2 separate regions of the Homo sapiens genome follow, and region 1 is linked to region 2. The links are chromatin contacts, found by Hi-C in ENCODE. All regions are on one chromosome and are shown on one strand. The core of a region is the stretch at or near the end of the contact, and the rest is flanking DNA. Distances in the headings are between cores, read along the strand shown. Region 1 holds the start of SPMIP4 (sperm microtubule inner protein 4). Region 2 holds the start of BBS9 (Bardet-Biedl syndrome 9).

The links. Hi-C counts contacts between places; a loop is a spot of excess contacts on that map. Pooled maps may share reads with other maps.
Region 1: a pooled map shows a loop between it and region 2 (7-fold over the local background). The contact joins the promoter of SPMIP4 here to the promoter of BBS9 in region 2. A Hi-C loop is called at or near these places in 3 of 50 pooled maps.

What each region holds. Positions count from the first base shown.
Region 1 is chr7:25,178,793-25,185,077 of GRCh38, reverse strand. It overlaps SPMIP4 (sperm microtubule inner protein 4), which reads left to right and starts at 4,724. Exons shown (of 10, transcript NM_138811.4): 1 at 4,724-5,416; 2 at 5,746-5,903. The coding sequence starts at 5,770. All of the region lies in intron 1 of LOC124901603 (a long non-coding RNA gene), which reads right to left. RefSeq lists silencers at 4,489-4,878, 4,939-5,218.
Region 2 is chr7:33,126,434-33,132,000 of GRCh38, reverse strand. It overlaps BBS9 (Bardet-Biedl syndrome 9), which reads right to left and starts at 2,437. Exons shown (of 23, transcript NM_198428.3): 1 at 1,960-2,437. RefSeq lists enhancers at 2,375-2,484, 2,975-3,024 and a silencer at 2,535-2,834.

The DNA of each region.
Region 1 (6,285 bases), core at 3,475-5,974, 7.9 Mb after region 2:
CAGTTGACATGACATTCTGGAAATGTCAGGTTTATGGAAATGGAGAAGGAGTCCCCGGTGGCTGGGGTTACAGAGCGAGTGGTGAGGGAGGAGGCGATGAAGATGCTGGGTACTTACCGCATCTTCCCTCCCTGACTAGGTATCACCATGCCCTGAGTACAGAATGTGACACCACAGGATGCTCCCGGACTGTCCTCATCAGCTGGAGCCCCCGGGGGACAGCATGTCTTCCTGTCAGTTGCATCTAGAAGTGCCATGCCCACCCTCTCTATCGAATACACGTTTCATCCATATTTGTGTGTGTGGATCAGTGAAGAAGAAACTTAAGTAGTGGAACTTAATACATATGTGGAAAACATATTCTACATAACTTCACTCAACCAGGCAGTAGGGATAGCACATGGGGCCATCTGTATATAGGTCATAGTTCAAAGCATTGAATCATGACAGAGGAATAGAGACTGACCACTGAGTCTTCTGAGCAGAGGTTTAAGATTAGAGAGAAAAAGGCTACCCAGAAGGAACTCAAATTCATGGGACAAAATGTTAGAATATCCATGTAGGAAGATGCAAAGAAAGATAAAAGGAAAGATGCCAGGGAGGCCACAAGGACAAACAACTGCATGTAACCAAGGGCACATGGCCGGGTCACCTCGCTAAAGGGTCCTGATGATCATGTTTCTAAATAGAAGAACCTTACATTGCTTTTCAGACATTTCCAAGGGAATGATATCAGAAGCACAAGAGTCTTGGTTAGGTGACCATGGACCCCTACAGCAAGAGTGCTGGCCCCAGTCGAGCACTTACCTCACTGATTATGACTCTCCATGGCTCCATGTCCCCATAGATTGTAGGTGCTAGGACAACCCCTGATGCATTCTAGGTAACTGTTTACTAAATAGCACATTTTATAAATGTGTGCATCAACGTCACTTCAGTGTTCACTACTAAATGACCACCTAGTTCCTTAGCTACTCAAGGCAAAAAAAAAATTATTATTGTTTTTCACACAGTAAATTTTTTATTGGAGGAGGAGAACATCTAAAATCTACATTCTTAGAAAAATTTTAGTATGCAATACAATATTATGAATATTATAATCCTTGTGCTGCACATTACATTTCTAGGCTTATTCAATTGATCATAGTTGACATGACTACAACCATAAAGACTGTTGAGATTACAATGCTCTTTAAAAATAACCCTCTTCAAGAAAAAAATTGAAATGACACCCACAAAAAAGCTGATTGCGTTTTTATAATAAACAACTATGAAAGAAAGAAAATATGTTTTGAGAAGAATTTAAAGTACTGAACTTAGGTTAAATTATTTAGTACCAAAAAAGTATTAAAGTGTAATTTAACTCATTTGTAGTTTAAAGTCAGCAGAATATACATACTTTTAATTGTCATCCTACTAAGAAGATACATATACTGAAATCAACAAGGCTTTAAGTTTTTCAATTTTTAAAGATGCATATTTTAACGTTACTGAGACACTTTCCAACACATCTTCTAAGCAAGGCACCAGACTCCAAATTGTTTTTTCATGTAAAAAATATTCACTGGGCCGGGTGCATGACTCACGCCTGTAATCCCAGCACTTTGGGAGGCCAAAGCAGACGGATCACCTAAGGTCAGGAGTCTGAGACCAGCCTAGCCAATATGGCAAAACCCCGTCTCTACTAAAAATACAAAAAATTAGCCAGGCGTGGTGGCGAGCACTCGTAATCCCAACTACTTGGGAGGCTGAGGCAGGAGAATTGTTTGAACCGGGGAGGCGGAGGTTGCAGTGAGCCAAAATCACACCATTGTACTCCAGCCTGGGCAACAGAGACTCTGTTTCAAAAAGAAAAAAAAAATCATGTTCCTGGTCTCTTCATTCATTTTACTGGTCTCTATAACAGACTTAAAAGAAAGGTTATAGACTGTAATTCATGCTTTATGTTATTATCTACCTCCTACTTATTCTTTACCTGAAGGTGAAAGGTCTAACTGTGATTTGGAATTGTCATCAACCCACAGTATTCTAAGCATATATTATTTTCATTGCCAAATTTCATCTTCCCTGCTTGAAGGATTACTAGCAAAATGAGGTGGTGACAAGATCAACATGTGAGAAGTCAAAAGAAGGCAATCTGAGGCTACTGGCCCCCTGGCCATGTTATACCTAAGAAATTCGTCACTTGAGCATCCCTGGGTAGGAGGCTACTTTGTGTTGTTGAGATCACATCCTGGCTGAGATGGAGTGAGTTAAATCACAAAAGCTAAGAGTAACGAGTGTTGGTCAAACAAATAGACCCAATCCTGATATCCCTGAAAATTTCAGATGGAGAAGCATTTTCAAAGAAAACAATTGTTTTACAACGATCTGACAATGAATTTTTCTTGCCGGTACATTTTATTTGAAAAACGATAAAGATAAAAATAATTACATTTATCTGCCTTTTACACTCATCTGACCTAAAATAAAATTTCAAATCCCCTAGAACCTGGAGGCTATCACATGGCATATCCTGATCATTCAACCTGGAGTTGACACACTTTCTCCGGTGTCACTACCATCCATGTACATACATGGCTAGTGATGCATCTTCATCAGATGCCTCTGATTAAATCTATCATGCTCAGTTATTCCTCCCAGGAAGAATCAAGCCATGGGAAAATAGGACTAAGGTTGAGGATGAGAAAAAGGTGAAGTATAGAAAGTACTGGAAGACTGGGGACATGAAATGGGCTGGGGAGACAAGGAATTTAATGGGAGATCCTGAACACAGAGGAGCAGAAAAGGGGCAAAAGCTTACAATGAACTACCAGAAATTGGAGGGGAAATAAAGATGTCAAAGATAAAAGCCAGTTTCACCTAATACACAACTCTGTCTCCAGCAGGATCTATTCCTCTAGGCTTAGTGGGTGGTAACTACTGGAAGGTCGGCAGAGGTGCAGGAACTAAGAAATAAACCAAGACTACAAAATTACCACTGTGCCTACTTCAATACACCTTTCTTCCCCCACTCCAGGTAACACTCACATAGAAGGCACAGCACAAAATGAATGCCCACTGGTTGGTTAGTAGAAAGTTGTAAAGTAGGCAGAGAATAGCAAAGGCACCATCATACTGTTACCAAGCAAAGGAGGCTCGCTGCCCGAGGCACTAGAAGTCAATACTATAACACTGGGTTTTTGATAAAATAAAAACTTTTATTGCATGTCAACCAACAAAGAAATAGGAAGTCCAGCTCAAATCTGTCTCCCTGTGCTGGCTTTAGGACAATTATTTTATTAGAAATGGTTTTGAGTGTGGATTCTGGGATTAGCAGGTGCTTGGTGGAAGGAAAGAGGAAGTCTGGAAAGTCCTTGCGCATGTGCTCTTATTTCTTCATGCTACCTAAGGGTTCCACGTGCAAATTCAGTGAGGAGTTAGTATGAAACATGGCAGTAGAAATTCAGCTGTAAGGTCAGCAAGCTGGATCTGTGCAGACTCTAGTTGGCCTTATATGTTCCAGTGGATTTCAGCCAGTTTTATTAACCTACAAGCCCAGGCATTTCAGCATTTCAGCAATTTGTTTCTTTTATCTGCCATCCTGTAAACTCAAGAATTTCTATGACTGTTTTCTTTAACTCTTTGGCACACAGTTTCAACGCCCTTCTTCTCAGAGGTGGTCATTCTCACCCTCACCTTCTGGTTCCTGCAGGCTCATTTCTAGCCTCCCACACTGTATTAGTCTTTTCTCACAATGCTGTAAAGAACTGCCCAAGACTGGGTAATTTATAAACGAAGGAGGTTTAGTTGACTCACAATCTCACATGGCTGCGGAGGCCTCAGGAAACTTACAATCATGGCAGAAGGCCACGGAGAAGCAGTTACCTTCTCCACAAGGGGGCAGGAAGGAAAAGTGCTGGGAGAAGGGAGAAGAGCCTCTTATAAAACCATCAGATCTCGTGAGAATTCACTCGCTATTACGAGAACAGCATGGGGGAAACTGCCCCCATGATCCAATTACTTCCACCTGGTCTCTCCTTTGACAAGCGGGGATTATGGGTATTACAATTCAAGATGAGATTTGAGTGGGGACACAAAGCCTAACCATATCACACATATACACACAACCTAACCTCCTCACATCCCATTCCTTGATGGGGTGGCAGGTGGCGAGGGGGGGGTGACATCCCTTATTGTCAGCCATCACAGGAACTCATGACCCTGTAGGTGCAGATTCATGGCTCACATTTGTATCTTTTGGGGAAAACTGAGGTAATCAAGGTGGGGCTAGGCCCTGGGGACGAGGCAAGTAAAGGACTTTGCCATGTCCGCACCCACCAGGGAAGGAGCAGAGACTCTGTTAGGGCGCCATGCCAGGGGCTGCAGTTTCAGAATCCTGCAGACTCCACCCTCTATCTGGCCACACTGTCCCCAATTTTTGCGAGGTGACCTGGGGAGGGAGGACAGGTCGGATGCTCCGACCTCACCAGGGACTCCACTGGACCGGAGCTCTTCCTCCTCCGCCCAGTCCACATGAGAGAGCTCCCTGGCCGGCCCTGAGACAGCTCCAGACCTGGTAGCCCTGGAAAAAGAAACTGGTATCGCCATCGCCGCCGCCGCTAGAGGGCGCCTGGGGGCGGGGCGCGGGTGGGGCAAGGCGGGGTCCGACTGGAGGCAGGGCGGTGAGCCGAGAGGGGCGGGGCAAGGGACCGGGAGGCGGGGCCAGGGGTCGCAAGGCGGAAGAGCCCCTCTCGCCTCCGACCCGGCGCCTCGCACTCCGTTCACTCTCGGTTCCTCTTCGCATTCTTGCCAGTCCCGTAGCGCTGGGCTGGTTTCCTCCGAGGTCTCTAAGAGCCTCCTACTGCGCCCCGCTCGCCGCCCGGAAGCCCCCAGCCCCTCAAGGACGCATCACCTAATGCCGCGGTCACGGCCACCGTCACAAGCGCCCCCAGCCCCACCCCACCCCGGCCTGCCCGCCGTCCTTCTCCCGCCCCCGCCCCTGCCTGCCAGCTCCACCGGGCCGTAGGTGCGGACGACCTCAAAATTCCTCGGCCCGCGAAGGCCGCCAGCTGCGGGGAGGGGAGGGGAGGCGCGGTCCCGCAGCGCCCCCAGGCTCATGTCCCAGGTATGTCCAGACCCCCGAGGCACCGCTTGCAGGGCAGTGACAGCCCGTGAGGCTCGGCCTCGACCCCTGGCACCCTTGGTCCCAGCTACGCCGGCTCCTGGCCTTCCCCCAAGTCCGAGAGAGAGGTGGGATTCTCCCCGACGCAGTTGGAAACCGGGAATCCCCTTTAGGGTCCCGTTCGTGCTGCACTACTGACTCCACCATCTGCAAAGGGATTCTTGTCCAGAATCCCCGAAGGCTTTAGGACAGCGCTTATTTTGTTGAATGAAGAGTCTCTAATTTTCGGAAAGACCACAGGCTAAAAGTCAAGTGAGTTTTCTTGAATAGTTATAGTTAAATTTAAGGCAGGAATTGAATGTCAGTTGATGGCCACAAAGTAGCGGACTGGTACGAACCTACTGGATGATCATTCTGGTGACTACTTGGAGGCACCGTCCACTTTGTGGATTTGTTTCAGTTGAAATTTATTTCCATAGAACTTATTTAGGTCTCTATTTATTACTGATTTGACGGCTTTCAGTGCAGAGGGAAGCCTGTGACGTCTGTGCAGCGTCAGGTTGAACAATTTAGCAGTGTAAAATGTGTTTTCTGCCTGCCTTGACTCGACAAGCCAAATGTGCCCTCCTTTTCTTTTCCAGGTTGTGCCTTTTTAGCCAAGAAGCATGGAAGTCATTCACGGCAGGCCCTACTGTTGCAGGGAGCTTGAAGGAGCTGACATACTGTCCAACACCTTTTACTCTAATGAATTGCACAACCCCCTCCAGACGGTTACTCGCCCAACTGCCTCAGAGGACAGGTAAAACAAAAACTAGAAAAAGCAAACAAGAAAAAGCAGTTTTAATGTATTCGTGTATTTTATTATGTGAGGAAAAACATTTATTGTTCTGGGGCTCTTCTGTTTCTTGTTTGTTTGTTTGTTTGTTTGTTTTTGAGACGGTGTCTCGCTCTGTCGCCCAGGCTGGAGTGTAGTGGTGCGATCTCGGCTCACTGGGACCTCTGCCTCCCAGGTTCAGGTGATTCTCCTGCCTCACCCTCCAGAGTAGCTGGGATTACAGGCATGCACCACCATGCCCAGCTAATATTTTTGCATTTTTAGTAGAGACAGGGTTTCACTATGTTGGCCAGGCTGTTCTCAAACTCCTGACCTCAAATGATCCACCCACCTCGGCCTCCCAAAG
Region 2 (5,567 bases), core at 1,188-3,687:
ATAATAAATGGGAGATAATCTCCTTATCCCCTAAACTCCAGAAATTCTCTTCTATACTCTTCACTTGACACTTTTTTGTTTTGAATACTTTTTTTTCTACAACAAGTTTACTCAGATTTAGGTTTCATTTAAGAGGTGGCTGACCTTTTTTTGCTGACCTTCTGAATTTAATTTGCTATTGTTCTTTTTTTAATATTTTAAAAAGTTTTAATAATTTTTATTTTTTCTGCCATGCTCGGCAAAGACGAGGTCTCACTATGTTGCCCAGGCTGGTCTTGAACACCTCATTGACCTAGTCCTACAATATGATCAGCTGTGAAAACAATAACCCCAAAGAATGCTGTGGAAAAAACATACAGGTTTGAAGGTCAGTTCTGGAAACAGACCTTGCAGCTGTTGTTCATTTTCAGAGCTTTGCTTTCTCCAGGTTATGCCAGTGTCACACCAAATTTAAGAAAGTAGAAATCAGGTCTTCCAGTCAAAGAAAGATGACAAATGCATGTAGTGTTCAAAAGAAGTATACTGCTTTTGAAGGCAATAATACAAGGGCTCACTGTTGGAATTTTCAACAAAAGACTCAAAGGGCAAAATAACACAAAATTTGGAGTAGGACAGCTCTGGGTGCACTTTCTGACCACGTTACACTACATGATCTTAAACAAGTCCCTTATCCTCTAGTATCTCAATTGTTCTAGGGTGGAGGAGGATAAAATGGCTCAACCCATAGCAAGTACTCAATAGATGTCAGTAATAACCCAACAGTAGAAACAGTGCTAGTAGGAGAGACAGTGGTAGTAGTGGTAGTTGAAAGAGACGGTGGTAGTGTGTTCTGTGCAAGACACAATTACGAATGCCAAACTCACCCTCTGGACCGAAATTTTAAATGGGACTCACAAAGACTGATAGTAATCACTAATGGAAATGTTATTAACCAGCAGGGATGTTTTATAATAATTTCATGTATTTTAATAATTTTCAAAAATATTTCAAAGTATTCTAAAGCGTAAGACTTACTACATCCCTCAAAAGGTGTAAAAGTTTTAAAATTACTATATATACTATTGCTGTTGGATTTTTTCCCTTCAGTGAGCATTTCTATCAAGAAGTTGTACCATAAATATAAGTGTATAGTTGTAATTTAACCACGACAATTACACACAAGGAAAAATCCCTTAAACTCTGACAAATAACTTGTAACTTATTTTCAAAATAAAGTTTTTTAAAATTCTTCTTTAAAAACTTCTGGGTTTTCTAGTTTTTTTTTTAATTCTTCCGTATATTCATGAAAAAAATCTCAGTAATTGTTTTCTTTATAAAATGCTAATAAGTTAGAAAATCTTTCTCTGAATGCTGGCCAACTTAAGACCCATAGCTTATCCTGCAGCATCTTTCAAGTTGTTTATCAATGAGGACATGTAAGATGTGTATACCTGTAAGATACGGTTTCATTTTTAAAGTAAAAGTGAGATACCCAAAAAAATACATTTCTCCAGGAAATTGAAGTCAAAGGCAGGATTTGACTGGCAGGAGGTGCTGATAAAATCAGCGCAGCTCATCTAAACTGTTGTGGTCTCCAAGTAACAAGAGGAGAAACAATAATCCTATTACTAGAAGGATTGGGGGTATTAGTACATGCATCCTACTTCAGTCGTAGGCTGGGAACTGCTTTGCCCATTTACTCACAGACCTGTTGAAGTGTCTCAGGAGGATGCTCATGCTCCAAGTGACATTCCTCAATGGAATCCTTAAAAATTCTCATCCCTTTTTTCTCAAAAGTACTCACAGAATCTCATACACTTTGTGCTCCTAGTGTTTGTTTATTTCAGTGCAAACATCTAAGAAATCAATCACCTTACAGACTCCAAACCATTATACTGCATTAGAGAATCTTGTTCACAAAATAAAACATGGAAAGGGTATTCATGTACCCGAAGTTTAACAACAGACATACCATCTTACCTGATGCCACGTCAGATGAGCTCTGCCCCACCTTTCTGCGAACCCTCGTTCGGCAAATTTTGCTTTATGAACGCCTGACAAGGTCCCAGTGATGGAGCAGAGGGAGCAAGAACGGACGGTGCAGAGAAAAGCAACCTTTAGCTTCACTATTCCCTCTCGTCCTCCAGCTGAAAGTTGTTCCACGTCCCGGGCAAAGAGAGAGCCCCACCAGGCAGCACCACCAGCTCCACAGAGTTGGAGTGATTCCCCCAAGAAGCTCCCCTGCGCCCCCCGTCACCCCCAGAGACCAGCAGAGGAAACGGCATCTATCCCTTGGAAGACACTAGGCAGGCGAGAACAAATGCAAGTCCTGCTGCTCACACCGAGGAGGAAAGGATGGAGGAGGCGGTGAATGGGATGTAGCAGAAACCCGACGGCCGCAGCGGAAGGGACACCTCCCCTCTCCAGCCTAACTCTGAGCCATCTTCGCCCTGTTGTCATAGCACTTACAACGGACGCCACTGCGCAGGTCACGCCGTGCCGCGCCGACTTCTGGGGGCTGGAGTCCAGAGAGGCTGAGGCGCAAAGGCGGGGACCGACTTCTGAGAGGGCCGCGGTTGGAATTAGATTGCTACTGGGGCGGGGCTCGAGTGAACCACGGCCTGGTCCTCATTAGCAGAGAGTGATAATTACTGCAATCCTCTGCCCTGTCCTGGCAGCAGTTCCTTAAGGAAGACCCTCCTCCTGCCTGGGCTCCGGGGGCAGGCCACGCCCCCCCGGCCGCGTGACCGCCCTCTCCCCTCGGTGCGTGTGGGTGGGGCCTAGTGGGGGCGGGGCGTCACTGGCTTGTCCATGGTGCTCTGGGATCCTGCGCTTCTGAGAGTCCCAATCGCGGTGTTTTTTTCCTGCCGGGACACTCATGAGGGCCCCGTCCATGCACCGCGCGACCGTGGCGAGGGTGGTCGCGGTAGCGAGCGCCAGCGTGTGCGCCCTGGTGGCGGGGGTGGTGCTGGCCCAGTACATATTCACCTTGGAGAAGAAGGCGAGGCGGAAGACCAAGATCATCGAGATGATGAAGCTTTTGAACAGTTTCCAGTTTTTCCTTTTTTTACTATTTGAAACAGCGCTGCTTTGAAGTTACTTGTGCCTGCGTCCTGATACACATGTGTTAAATATATTTTCCGTATATACCTTAGAGTGCATTTCCTGGTATATGGGATTGGATCTATGTCTTCTTTTGTTTTTTACTTATTTTTTTTTAATCTTTACATTCAAATTCAATGTAGCCAACCTTGAAGTTTTTCTTGTTTGCTTTTTTCAATGGATTCTAGTGTAGGCTTTAAATTTCCAGTATTTCACCATCAATCCACAAATCCACATTCCCAGTAGAAAATACCATTCTAGTTTTAGTTTTTTGGGTTTTGGGTTTTTTTTTTTTTTTTAACTGAGACTGGGTCTCCCTGACAGGGTCGCCTAGACTGGAGTGCAGTGACAGGATCACTGCTCACTGAAGCACTGAAGCCTCAGCCTCCCGGGCTCAAACGATTCTCCCACCTTAGCCTTCCTAGTAAGCTGGGACTACAGGCACAGACCACCACACCTGGCTAATTTTTGTATTTTTTGTAGAGATGGAGTTTCGCCATGTCCAGGTTGCTCTCGAACTCCTGGGTTCAAACGATCCACCCACCTCAGTCCCCCAAAGTGCTGGGATTGCTGGCGTGAGCCACCGCGTCCGGCCTCAATATTTTTAAAAATGACCTTTCAGTCAAAGCCTTGGTAATATAACCAGTTTCCAATTGTATTCTGCTATACAGAGAGAGCAGATTTTTATTAGACTTATTGAAATGACCATATTACCATAAGAAGACTCACAAATGGTTTTCTAATTATGGAGGAATCAAGTAAAGAGAAAAAAAGTTTTTATCTTTTTTTACACAAGTATACTCTATCAAATTGCTGTAAATTATAAATAGCTTAAAAGACAAGATTTTCTTAAATCTGGAAAAAACTATTTGAGTAAAGAACCAACAACATTTGAAATAATATCATAAAAACATTGTCTTCATTAGTTAAACTCACGTAATTAATTCTTGTTCTGCCTGATCTTGATTAATAGTTTCATGAACCCACTTTTTTATTACAGTTCTGGAAATTGTTATATTGTCCATTGATCTTCAAGTTGTTAGAAACCCAAATCTAAGAGTATATTTTAGGGCCAGGCACAATGGTTCATGCCGGTAATCCCAGCAATTTGGGAGGCCAAGGCGGGAGGATCATTTGAGGCCAGGAGTTGGAGAAAAGCCTGGCCAATATAGTGAAACCCCATCTCTACTAAAAATACAAAAAATTAACCCAGCGTGGTAGCGCATGCCTGTAATCCCAGCTACTCAGGAGGCTGAGGCATGAGAATCACTGGAACCAGGGAGGCAGAGGTTGCAATGAACCAGGATCGTGCCACTGCACCCCAGCCTGGGCATCAGAGCAAGATTGTCTCAAAAATAAATAAATAAAAATAAAAGAGTACTTGTTAGAATATTTTCCAGGAGTCTGTTTTTTAAAAAAGAATTCAAAACAATAATATGGATGACAAAAACTTAAAATAGCCATGGTTAAAAATCTGATGAAGTTAACAACTGAGAAGAACATTTATTTATTGCTATTATATACAGTATTTTAAGATAACCAGAATTATGACTGGTAATATAATACATTTGTACGAATTTTTTTTAAAGATGGGGTCTTGCTCTATTGCCCAGGCTAGAGTGCAGTGGCACATTCATAGCTGACTGCAATCTCAAACTCCTGGACTCAAGCAATCCTTCTGCCTCAGCCTCTCAAGTAGCTGGGACTACACGTTTGTACCACCATGCTTGGTTTTTTTTTGGTTTTTTTTGTTTTTGTTTTGTTTTGTTTTGTTTTAATAGAGACAGGGTCTTGTTTTGTTGCCCAAGCTGGACACAAATTCCTGGCTATAAGTAATCCTCTGACCTCAGCCTCCCAAAGTGTTGGGATTATAGGCATGAGCCATCATTCCCAGCATACTTGTATGGACTTATATAATTTTTCAAACATTCATATAAACAATATTCCCATAAATGCAAATAAAAGAAAAATCTAGTATCAGTTATCGTTTGACAATATTTCTTATAAAATTTACCAAATAACCCAAATCATTTAATACCTCTAAAAGATGAGAAAGATATGTTTTAATGCTTTCCAGGAGTCCAACTGGAAAATTCCAAAGTTAATTCTACATTTAAAAAACTTAAATTGGAATTTGATTTTGAGGAAGTTTTTAAAGGGCTCAAAACACTGTATCAATACAGAATCACAAGTTACTTGTGAAATAAGTCATTTATATAACCAGAGTGATAATCAAAAGGCTTAAAAAGCCATACAAATAATTACATTAAAACTATCTTAACCATTTTAAACTTCAGGTTAAAAAAAAATCAAATCTAATAAAAGCAACACAGGAAATTATGTTGATAAAATGTATAATCTTCCTTAGGCCAGGTACCAAAAAAGTAAAGAAAAACTTTCTGCAATGTGATTGTTTCTCCTTTTGGGGAGCTCATTTAGATAACCTGGAGGTCGAATCTGATGAAAAGGGTACTTGAATTTAATCA